Linked DNA regions of Homo sapiens: region 1 is linked to region 2. The links are chromatin contacts, found by Hi-C or POLR2A ChIA-PET in ENCODE. All regions are on one chromosome and are shown on one strand. The core of a region is the stretch at or near the end of the contact, and the rest is flanking DNA. Distances in the headings are between cores, read along the strand shown. Region 1 overlaps NEK7 (NIMA related kinase 7). Region 2 has its middle 56 kb from the start of NEK7.

Region 1 (6,372 bases), core at 3,243-5,742, 160 kb after region 2:
TGATTTATAAAAGGTTTTATCTGGTATATGTGTTAGATGTAAACAATAATAGAGATACCCGCATATCCACAAGGCAGCTTAAGAAATAAACATTAAAAATATTTTCGACATGTGTGTGCTACTCCCTTCCCTCAGAGATAACCATATCCTGAATGTAATGTTTATCATTCCTTTGTTTTTCTTTATTGTTTTTCCTACATTGGTATGAATTTCTAAAATAGTCTATTGTTTACTTTTGCATTTTTTTAAACTTTACATAAATGAAGCATGTTTTATATATGTATTACACGCACACACACTCACACAGCTTGCTTTTTTCACATAGCTTCGTGTTTGAGCAATTAGTCCGTGTTGGTGCATGTGCTGTAGTTTATCCTTTTTGCTACTGTATAATATTCACTTGTTCTTGTTGATTGTTGTTTAAGTTGTTTACAGTTATTTGCTATTACAAACAATGCTTCTCTGATATTCTCATGTCTTTCCTAGTTTACACATACAAGAATTTCTCTCTTGTTTGTGCTTAAGAGTGGAAATGACTGCATCCCACAGGGGATGCATGTGTACTGCAAGTTAATGCCAAGTTGCTTTCCAAAGTTGCACTGGTGTAAGTTTTCGCCAGCAGCATATAAGAATTGCAGTCTTCTCTGTTTTAATATGCCACTCAGAGCTTAAGAAAACACAATATGGGATGTAGTTATTAGTGTTTATGAAAGAGATTACTTTTGGAACGATTATTCCCTTACAAAAGAACTCTGATTCATTTTTAAAATGGATTAAATTTCTACTGTGATCTCTGAGCACCCAGGGAAATAAAAAAGAAACTAGTGGTATTATTCCTGCCCTCCAGGGGAACAAGAGTCTATCTAGAACAGTTTAATGTTAAACCCTGTGGCATGGGTTCCTGATTTAAATAAGAGTTCACAGAATGGAGATGTCAATTTGAGCTGTTGGAATTGGTGGAATTGGAACTTAAGCCAGGCTATAAATATGAGCCCAGATTGTGGTGAGCATTGGAGCCAGACAGAGGAATTTGAACCGTAGGCAATTGAGGATGCATTGTGGACTCTCAAGTAGAGTAACAATCTTCAAAATCCATTATTTTCAAAGTAAAATTACAAGCTCAACATACAGAATAGAATGGAGAGAACATAGCTGCCAATCTGCCACAGATTGTCAAGATGGGAGGTTGGATGGATTGAGATCCATTTGGAGGTCTCTGGGGACTCTTGGATCCCTTCTCTGATTCTGAGTGTGGAAAACAGGGCTCAATTCTGTCTCTAGTGATTATATTTTACATTGCAGAACCTTCTCATTAGAAACAGAAAGAAAGAAGGGAAGAAAGAAAGAATGGAGGAAGGGGTGGAGGGAGGAAGAAAAAAGCTCTTGCTGCATTTTTCTATTGATTGGGAATTTGAATAAGTGTGAGTTAATTTGCACAATTGTATTTCCATTCAGTATTAATTGGACATTACCCTCTAGCTGCCTCTGTTTTACGCTGTGATAAACCTCAAATTACTGTAGGAAGTTAAAGTTTATTCTTTTGGATTATCCCATTCCTTTCTGCTTTAGTGTGGATATTGTGACATCTAGTTTAAACCTAATTTCTTCATAGAAGACAGAAATGATATTGTGAAGATATTCTTACCTTATTTATTAGGGAGCAACGCCTTAAACCTTTGTAAGGAGAAATATATTTGCATTTTAGACATATTGATTCTTGTGACATATTACACTTGTGCTGAACAGGAAAACCCATGGTTCTTTATTTTTAAAAAGTCATCTCTGCAGCTTAAAATACAAAATTTTATAATATTGCTGACCAATGCTTTTCCTTTTTGAAGAATGCTAACCTAACTCTTTAAAAAAACCCTAAAGAATTAAATATTGAATTTCCTCATGCAACTTGTTATTTTAAGGCTATATTACTTGTCTCAAGAACTGTATTACTGTTCCCAGGTCCACTAGACTCCTTGAATACTTTGGTTGAGTTCATAAAATATTGGTTTTATCATTCATTTCTCTGCTTACAAATTTTTAATGAGATACCATCCAGAATCCTCAGCTTAGTTTTTAAGGCCCTTCCCTACTTTGTGCCACTCCATTTAGTTCACTGATTCAGGGCTATTAACAAAGGATGTGTTCAGCTCTGGCCATTTTCCTGCAGGTTTGCCTGTTACCTGTATGGGAAAGAAGAGTGTGTGCGCTAAATGCATGTTACTTCTTGGAAATCATAAAGGGATCTGAGAGCCTACAGTATATGGCAACATTAACCAATCTTTTTGAAAATTTACCTGTATCCCATCATGGTTCATTTGCAAAAAAATAAGATGGTACCTTAACTAATAAAACAATTTTGAAATTCTCTGTACCAACTTTGCTTTTCTTTCTCTCTTGCCTCCTTCTTCAGTGCTTCCCTTCCTGCTGATCATTGAATTCATTCCTCCAGTATTTATTGGCCACCTAGTGTTTATTGGTCAGTGTCTAAGGCTTTAGGAAGATTAAGATAAACATAATGAGACTCATGGGATTCTAGTGGGGGTACAACAAAGACACCTCTAACATAATGAGATAGGCACTCATGTGATAGGAGCAGCCTTGAAGAGAACAGGTGTGAGGAGGAGCTTAGGAAAGAGGCTTCACAGAGTTCGTGAGCTGGGTCTCAAAACTTACGTTCTTTATGTTGGAAGATTATCAAAAACTTATTTTGATCTGGTATATGCAATCTCTATTTTATTATATTTTGCTCATTGATTAGAGCTATAGGAATGAAGTTGGTTTTTATTTCATCAGTCTGACATAGTGTTACAGTAGTGTGAATTTTGGGTCTCACTGTTTCTTAGTTCTTTGACCATTGTACTCTCATTTTTAAATAATACGTGAGGTATTTTGATCCTTTGTTCATTAATGCTTAATTTCGCTTTGCTTACTCTTAACTATATTTCTAGATAACACTATTTTACTGTGTGGCAGCCATTGTCAGTGAGTTTTTTTTAGGAAGAAAAGCTAAAATAATACTTTATGTATTTATACAAATAAACATAAAGTGATAATATTGTTCAGATTTACCTTTTGATTCAGGTGATCTCAAAAAGTCTTCCCCAAAGTATTCTTTGATATTGAATGCTTACCTTTTATTTACTTATGTTTGTTAGTTGCTTTAAAGTATTTTTCAAGCAAATAACTTTTTAATTTCTATTAATAAGTTACTTTTTATCATCTTAAGTTTAGATTCTGCATGTTTGCATATAATTAGAAATTAGGATTATATATGATCAGAAATTTGTGGACAATGATAGCACTTCCATAATACATAGGCTGATTTTAATATATTCGTAACCTCTGTGGCTCTGCCTTCAATCTCTTTTTCAGTGTTCATTGTGATTAATAAATTTATCTTGCAGCTTTTATGAACTTCATTTAATCTCTATAGACTTCCTTTCAGATTTCCAATTGTTATTTGAATAAATGAAAACTAAGCATTTGTAAGAATAATTCATAAATGACATTTAAAAGATACAGAACAATTTGGTAAATTAATGTTAGTTTTTACTTGTCAAGGTGGAATAGGCTTTTATCTTTAAAATTAAAGCTTTTTAATTTTAATTACTTGTACTTGCAATCTTAAGCATTTCTAAGCAGATAAGAAACAGAAAATTTCCAGTTTTATGGATTGTTTAACATTTTGGGGTTAAACTACTATATGGCAGACACTGTACTTGACAATAGGGACACAATAGTGGGACACAATAATTAAATCCAACATTTTTGTGTGGAAAATAGACAATAAATCAAATAATTATAGCAAAAAATAAATCAAATAATTATAGCCAAAAAGGAAATGACCATGCTGTGGTATTAGAGACAAACTAGAGGAGGAGAGCATTTTAGATAGAGTGTGCAGCAAAGGCCTCTCCGAGGATGTGAAATTTAAGCGTAGGTGGAGGATAAGGAGTCAGTCATCTGAAGGGTAGTGACAGGAAGGTTCCAGCTGTAGAGCCGGGCACGGTGACTCAACGCCTGTAATCCCAGCATTTTGGGAGGCTGAGGCGGGCAGATGACGAAGTCAAGAGATCAAGACCATCCTGGCCAACATGGTGAAACCCTGTCTCTACTAAAAATACAAAAATTAGCTGGGTGTGGTGGCACACGCCTGTAGTCCCAGCTACCTGGGAGGCTGAGGCAGGAGAATCGCTTGAACCCGGGAGGTGGAGGTTACAGTGAGCCAAGATCACGCCACTGCACTCCAGCCTGGAGACAAAGCAAGACTCTCTCAAAAAAGAAAAACAACAACAACAAAAACTTGCTTAGTATATATTTTTAAGTACTTTGTTTTCTGCATTTTAAATGGTCTTTCTTCTAACAATTTGACATATGCCTTTTTAAGGGGATATTTCTGTTAAGTTACTAGAAGGATTTCATTTCCTTTTAAAGAAATCTAGTGTTAACCTTTTCAGTTTCATTAGCTATGAGTAATTTTGGCAAAATTTTAAGATGACAAAAGAAAACCTTTAAAATGATTCAGAGAATACCAAGAATTTATCAGTCATTACTTGCCTAACCACAGCTCATCCCTTGCTCTTACCAAGTATAAAATGAGTTTAAAAACCTGAAGAAACTTTGGTGGAGCTGAATGAAAATGATGCCTCCTAAAGACTTGTTTGTACATATTATATGCAAGATATTCTTACAAAGTCCATATTTTCACCCAAGACATACTGCTTTTTCTTGCTCATGAAATCATCGGACAGCTTTGAATCTGTGTTTGGGAATGATGTAATCTAAATATTCATTATTATTTATTTTTGTCTTGACTTGTTGGCTGAGAGAAAAAGAAAGATAAGATACTTCTGAATTTCCAGTTAAATGTATTTGTAAATGTATTTTGCTCAGAATTTAGTTTTGCTTTAGATGTGCCATCAATGCTTATTTCTCCCTGTGTTTGAGGAGTGACTTTTGATATTATTGAAAATTCAGTTAAAAATAAAAGTCAATTTGTAATTCTAAATTAATTTTTATAACTTGAATTAAAGATTTTCTATGTAGCATGTTTCTATCTTGATATGTTGTATCTTGTTATGGTTTCCTAAAACTCTTATACATCTATTATTCATTCTTATCTCACTCACCCTCTTTTGTTTTTAAAAATGTTGTTCCACATCATAGAGACATTGATTACTGAGAGATTAAATACATATATGTCTCCAAGTTTGTGATTTTCTTCATTTTAATTACTGGTACTATATGGGCATTATTCTTTCTCTGCCTCCTAAAACAAACAAACAAAAATACCAGGAATTACATCAAGATCTGATATACTTACAATTTTGTGCTTTCCAGTATATCTTTGATTTATCTCAAATTCCTTGTAAATAGCATTTCCTGAGAATGGCATCAGCATTTATGATGTGTCAAGAATCAGTTATTTCTCATGCCATTTTGATTTAAAGTGCAAGTAGTCTGTGTGTGTGTGTTTCATACCTATAACTAATATCAAGTTCAAATTTTTCTGTTTCCATTAGTGTTTGTTTTATTGTTTAACATGTTGATATAATAATCCCTTTGGGGGAATGAATGGCATTTCTATGTGAAATTGCTAAATGTAAAGCTTATTCCTTCAGTTCAAGAACTTTCGATTTTACACACACACTCACACACACACACACATATATATTTTCCTGAAGGGCATTACGCATTCCTGCTTATATAAATCAGTTATTGAGAGCCCTTCCAGCCAGCCATGCTCACCCCCATTAAGGTTCTTACATCACTTTGAACAAGTAGCACTTACAAGTTGCGTGTTAATTTTCTGTGTTGCAGTCTGCATTCTGCATCTGACACTGTGCATCTTAAAGGACTGCAAGATGGTTTTCTTATTTGTATCTGTAATAAAATCTGATAGTAAGATGGCATTCAGCATGGATTTTTATATGTAGAAAGGGTGGGCATTAACAGTTTAAGCTTGTCTGTACTCAGGATCAGGTTATTCATATTAATAATTTGTGTGTAGAGTTAAAACTATGATGCTCTTGGAGAAAATTTCTGCAAGGTTTTTCCTTCCTTCCATAAATAGTGTCATATGGTTTGTTCTTTAATACTGGTAATTTTTTTAACCCCTGCTATTGGTGTCCATTTATATCTAGCTCATTTTGTCAAAGCTTAATGTATACAACAGCTTAATGTTAGCTAAAACATATCTTACTAGATAGTTTATGTGAACTTTGTGATAGTGATTTGCCACTCATAGTCCTTTCCTTTTTTTTTTTTAACCCCTTTTCCTTTCCTTGCTGTTGTTTCATCGTGTTGCATTCTGTTCCATTCTGAAATCATGGTAGTTAACATGAGTTTACTGTGGCTGACATGGTTAGAATTACT
Region 2 (5,859 bases), core at 3,161-5,660:
TGGTGTTAGAACAGTCTGACTACTCCTAGAACAGTCCTACTCTTACAAATAATTATGTAGAGACATAAAGGTAAATATGTAAGATTTTTAAAAAGAAATGATTGCAAGTTGTTTTCTGGAAAAAGAATTAGTGTGGAGTGGTGGTTGAATAGAAGATATACATTGCTTTTTATTATAAATCTTTCTATGCTATTTAATTTTAAGCATGTGCATGCAGTAGTTTTATAAAATAAAATGAAAGATAGTTATGTTAATTAGATAAAAATGGAATATAAACAGTTGCAAAATAAAAAATGGATCACCCACTCTCTTGTCACGTTGGGAAAACATTTTGGTGATTTACTTCAAGCTATTTTTCTATATCCTTTTTTCTTTGATTGAAAGTCTACATATGAGGAATGAACAGAGAAAGGGGACTTCACCCAGGAGACTAAAGAGAAAGATTTGGAGAATTAATGGGTAAACAAAGAGAATTCAGCATCAAGAGAGCCAGGGGAGGGTAGGAATTCAGTAATGACACATTGGTCAGTGATTTCAAACACCACGGAAAAATCAGTAGGTTGAGATCTGGGAATATGTTAACTGATTTTGATCTTGTAGATCATCAGTTTGGCCATTGATGATCTACAAGAGAGTGAATGTGGTAGAAAAGAGACAAGCTGGCAATGAGTTTAGAGTAATAGAGGAAAAGGAAATAGATCTGCTAGAACTCAGTGTGCAAATAAGAAAATGGTAGGATATGAGTTTGGAGAGGTAGGATGGGTACAAAGTCATGTAGAGCTTGTGAGACATAGGGAGGCTGTAACTTTTATTCTAAATACCAGTTTGAAATGTTTATTATTGTACATATATATTATTTTAAATGAACCTGAACTCTTGTATGGAGAATGAACTCCAGCAAGCAAGATAAAAAACAACATAACCAGTTAGAAGGCTGTTGCAGTTATCCTGGTAGGAATTAATGCTGGCTTGTACTTGGGTAATAATGATGAAAGTAATGAGTGAGTTTGGATTCTGGATACAGTTTGGAGTTTGGTGCCAAAAGCTTTGGGCATGCATAGTATGTGGGGTATGAGGAAATGGAAGAGCTAGTGGGTGAATGGGAAGAGAATGATACCAAATAATAAGACAGATTTAGGAAGGAGTAGGTTTTAAGTAAGAAATCAAGAATTCCAGTTTCAGATACCTATTACACATCTAAGTGGAGATGTTAAGTAGCAGTTGGATATAATAAGTTTAAAACTTAAGAAGCATTTACTTCAAAATTCGAAACCCTACGGTCATTAATATGTGAGTTGTCCTGAAAGTCAAATGACTGGATGAGATCATGTAGGAAGTGAGGGAGACAAGAAACAGAAGAATTCCTAGGACCAAGTTCTGGGTCATGTACTATATAAATATCAAGAATTAAGCTGGATGAAGAGAAAGAGTGGCCAAGACAAGAAGAAAACCGGAGACCATGTTCTGAAATCTAAGCAAGAAAGTGATTGAAGTACAAAGGGATGCTTGTGTGAAATGCTGCTGTTAGAGTTTGAATGTGTCCCCCAGATTTCATGTGTTGGAAATTTAATCCCCAAGTTTGCATGTTGATGGTATTGGAAATGGGGCCTTTTGCAGGTAATTAGGATTAGATAGCATCATCAAGATAGGGCCCCCATGATGGCACAGGTGGCTTTACAAGAAGAGGAAGAGAGACCTGGGGACACATGCTCTTGCTCTCTCACCATGTGATGCCCTCCACTGTGTGATGATGCAGTAAGAAGGCCCTCACCAGATGCCAGAATCTTGAGATTGGATTTTCCATCCTCTAGAACTATAAAAAATAAATGTATTTTCTTTTTAAATGACTAAGTCTGTGGCATTCTGTTATAGCAACCAAAAACTGACTAAGACAGCTGCTGAGAGGACAAGTGTGATGAAGGCTGAGAGAAGTAGTGATCCATCAAGCACCTGACGAGATTACAATAAATTGGTTCGAAAACACAGGTGAAAGTTCTGCCTTGAAAACAGGGTCTTTTCTTCCCTCAAGACCAAAGGAAAGGGAAAAACTGGGGGAAATAAGTTGATTTTTTTAAAAAATCAATGAAGTAGTTTATAAAATAATATCCTCAAAAAGTGAGACTATGGGGGTTAACAGGAGGAAGAGTTTGAGAAGGTTGCCCTGGTGAATTACACTGGAGACAAACTGAGGGCTTGGCAAGTGCACTGTGGGCTTGAGGTTATCCATCATGGATATGTAATCAGCTGGATCATGGGACTTAAACCAGTAACTCTCAGTGGCTTGGAAATGAGAGCAGAAATAGATAACTGGGTTAGTCCGTGTTATTAAGTTTTAGTAATGTTTGCATGTAAAAATATTTAAGGTAAAAAGTAGTTTTGATGTTCTCAATTATATAGGTAATTTAGGCATAATGAATATCATATTTACTAGTGGGTCAAATAAATTTGGCATGTAGCAGTAACAATGTGTTCTCCTTCTTACTTATAATTTCTGTTTTTCCCCATAGAAATTCAGTATTTTTGTATTAATTCTACCAAATTTATCTTATAACTTCAGAAAAAAATACTTAAAACTTTTCTTCCACTGATTTATTTGAAAAATCAATAAAACAAAGAAAATAAAATGGGAGACACACTTAGACTATATTAAAATGTATATTAAATCTGCTGAGTGATTCTAATTGGACTCATTGACTATTTCTGCTCTGATTATTTTAGACATAAGTTATATGGGCCAGTATTTAGTTTGTGAGATATTAGGGAAAGGAATGGATTGTGATGTTTTTATATTTTCCTCTGACTACAAGGTTGACAAATAGTGACCCTTTATGACAGGAAGTGTTTAGCTAACCCTGCGGCAGCCTTGTAGGGACCAACAGAGGCTGGAGATTTGGTTATAATTATGCTAGAAAATTCTGACATGTTTTCTCTATATCTATGGCATGAAAGGCTAATCTCAGAGACATAACCAGGGCTGCTGAAATGGGGTCAGAATCTGATTAAAAGAAAAAATTTTTAGGCTCCTCACAGCATTTGACTGGGCTTCAGATCCCCTTCCACCCCAGGTTTCATTTGTACTGGATTCTCCCAACTTATTCAGCTCTAAACCATACCAAGGAATCTAAGAGTAGTTCAAATAAAGATGTGATTCTGTCATTTCAAGATCACTTGCTACCTTTCTATTATATTCTTCTTTCATACTTTTCCACCTCACTTTGTTTTTTCAAAGCTCTGTAAAGGGCTAAAAAAAAAGTATCATTTTAAAAAACAGCCAAATGGGTACTAGGTATAGCTACTGCTCAAATAGTCTCTGCAAAACTTCAAGAAACCAAAAGGATCCTAAACTTATCCATTTGAAAATCACATTACCTACAATTCAAGCTCATGTCAATGTAACGAAGGATTCTGTATCACCGTAAGACAAGTCTTCACACCATATCCTTTCTAGTTGTAAGACATTATTTTAGAGAAACTCCTTGACATCTTTCCTAAGATAATTATCTAAGTGGCTCTGGACTATGCAAGGCAAGTGACAGTCCTTCCTTTTCCTTGTCAAAAGTGTTCGACCCATCTGCATAGTGGTCCCCTGCACTACAAAGGTAGCTACAGGTCTCTTTCTACACTTGAGTGGGGCTGTGGGGGAGGTTGTTCCTGATTCTTCATCTTCAGAGGAGGTGATAAGAAGCAGAACCACAGAGAAGCATTGGGTTTCCTTACTCACCACATTGAAGTAATCCTAAATACATCATATGGCTGTAGTACCTAGGATTCTAGGGTTTAAGAACAGTGGCACTATTCTATAAAAAATGAAACAAGGGATTTTATGATATGACAATTTTAAACTAAACCAAACTAACAGCATATAATTGAAGCCTATTTGAGACTTCACCATCTGACTCTGAGCAGAGTACAGAGACCACATATTTGCAGTCTCCCAGGCATGAGTAGTGACTCAATAAGTGTTTGTTTAAATAAAAGTTTAAATGAAAATTTATTAATATATTATTTGGGTAATTAGATTTAGTACATTTCCAAATTTTTGAGACTTAGGTCATAAGCCACTAGTTCAACCATTCGTCTGACGCAGTTTCACATTATGGTCTTAAAATCGTGTGCCAGACTTGTTAGCAAAGATAATAAAATTAAACATTTTTTGAGCTAGAGGGGACTTGCAATTTGATTCTAAAATTGAACATTGCTTGACTCATCAAGATATTATAAGCATCTGTGAATTCAGTGAGTGATCTCAAAGGAGCTTAAAAATATGTGAAAGGAAAGGTTTAACAGCCTCCTAAGCCCTGAGAATTATTCATGTTGATGAAATTCTGCTTTGGGCTTTGGGCAAATGCTCCATCTTCTCTTTTTCTTTCTGATTTATAGGCAATTTTAACACTTCAACCGAAGGCAGTCACACCACACTGTTAACCACATTTCCAAACTGTTAACTTTGCTATAACCTTCAATCAACTCAAGCTCAGTAATGCCAGGAAGTAGGAGGGCAGTTTAAAATACTAAGTGTGGCAAGGAAATAGATAGTAAAACAGAGATGCAAAGAAAATGCCTGCTATGCATTTCAGCTAAGTCAGGCATGCAAACACTTCCACTGGAAAGATTTAAAAACTGCATTCAGTGCTTCAAAACCATGGGCTCTACTCATTAGTGATAAAATCCATTAGACAGTCTTAAGTTTCAAATTCTGCTGCTGAGGATATGGCTTTGTCTATGCATATCGTCTGAATCAAACTGAATCCTGAAGGTTTGCATTATACACTCTGTGGCATTGGACATGGAGAGTTGGGGTGGGATTGCTACGTGAGGACACATCAAGGCAGCTGTATCAGTGCTGACTTCATTTTACCAGAACAAAGACTCCCAGACTGGAAGAAACCTTTGTGATCATCTAAGATAACTTCCTTACTTGAATATCTCTTGCTGAATTCGCGTTGGCTTTTCTATTAAAATCTTGTGTTTGACCATTCCGCATCTAGTTAAGAGTTCTTGTTTCAAGTATTTTAATGCAATGCCACTTGGCAACCAAAAGTCTATGGCATTGGTATGTGAGCTGTAAATTTTATCTTTTAGATGATAACAACCTGTACGATGTAAAAAAAGCAGAGATCCTAAGTAGTTAAATAACCAGCCAGCACCAGAGAGATAGAGACAGACACAAAACTAGAAACAATTTTTCTCTCCTAGCTATAGTCTGGAGGCTTTTATTCTTGTGCCACATCAGTTACTTCTGGTTTTATCTGGCCACCACATGGAAACATTTTATAGGTAGGTACAAGGGTCCTGTGTATACTGGCAGGTGAATATGGAGAATTTCTAAGTGCTGTCATCATGTTGTGAGAAATTGAGATTAAACTTTTCATGGGAGAGAAGACAAGACTAACCTTGGTTTCTTGAGAATGGCATAAATGGCATAAACAAATGTGAAAAACTCTTAACAAAAATGCAATCACAGAAGTGTCAATACGGAGCTTGGAGTTAGAGGACCTGGGTTCTAGGCCTGGTTCTCCCATTTCTCACAAACTGGAGTAGCCTGGATAGGCTAAGCCAGATGTGATAACATTGAGGAACCCAACAGCATACACCCCCTGATCAATTATAATTAGTTTCCCATTATCAACCAGAAGTCCAAGCCTGGTGCCAAGGTTTATAAGAACAAGTTTGATCCTGCTAAACTATCTTAGAAAACCAGTTGTCTCAGGCATTCTTAATGGATTTCAAGTCAGAAATAGGCAGAATTCTTTAAAACAAGCTACTCTTTGTTTCTGGCTATGGGGTTCCAAGAGACTTTGATTATTGTACTTCATTTTATCCTTCTGTAAAATTCTTATGGAACCATCCCTACTTGTG

The links. A loop is a pair of places that touch in the nucleus more often than their neighbours do. ChIA-PET counts read pairs that join two places held with the same protein, here RNA polymerase II (POLR2A). Pooled maps may share reads with other maps.
Region 1: a pooled map shows a loop between it and region 2 (2.0-fold over the local background). The contact joins two enhancer-like sites. A Hi-C loop is called at or near these places in 3 of 168 maps with a recorded cell type or tissue (CD8-positive, alpha-beta T cell, aorta and mesothelial cell of epicardium) and 1 of 50 pooled maps. POLR2A ChIA-PET finds 5 or more read pairs at or near these places in 3 of 52 experiments (BJ, IMR-90 and activated T-cell).

The regions. Positions count from the first base shown.
Region 1 is chr1:198,254,164-198,260,535 of GRCh38, forward strand. All of the region lies in intron 3 of NEK7 (NIMA related kinase 7), which reads left to right. Among named protein-coding and RNA genes, the nearest start is that of NEK7, 100 kb to the left of the region's middle. Within about 2 kb of position 4,493, at least 2 of the 41 ENCODE cell types and tissues checked have a DNase peak (open chromatin) inside an H3K27ac peak, as active enhancers do.
Region 2 is chr1:198,098,246-198,104,104 of GRCh38, forward strand. No RefSeq gene overlaps it. Among named protein-coding and RNA genes, the nearest start is that of NEK7, 56 kb to the right of the region's middle. Within about 2 kb of position 4,411, at least 2 of the 41 ENCODE cell types and tissues checked have a DNase peak (open chromatin) inside an H3K27ac peak, as active enhancers do.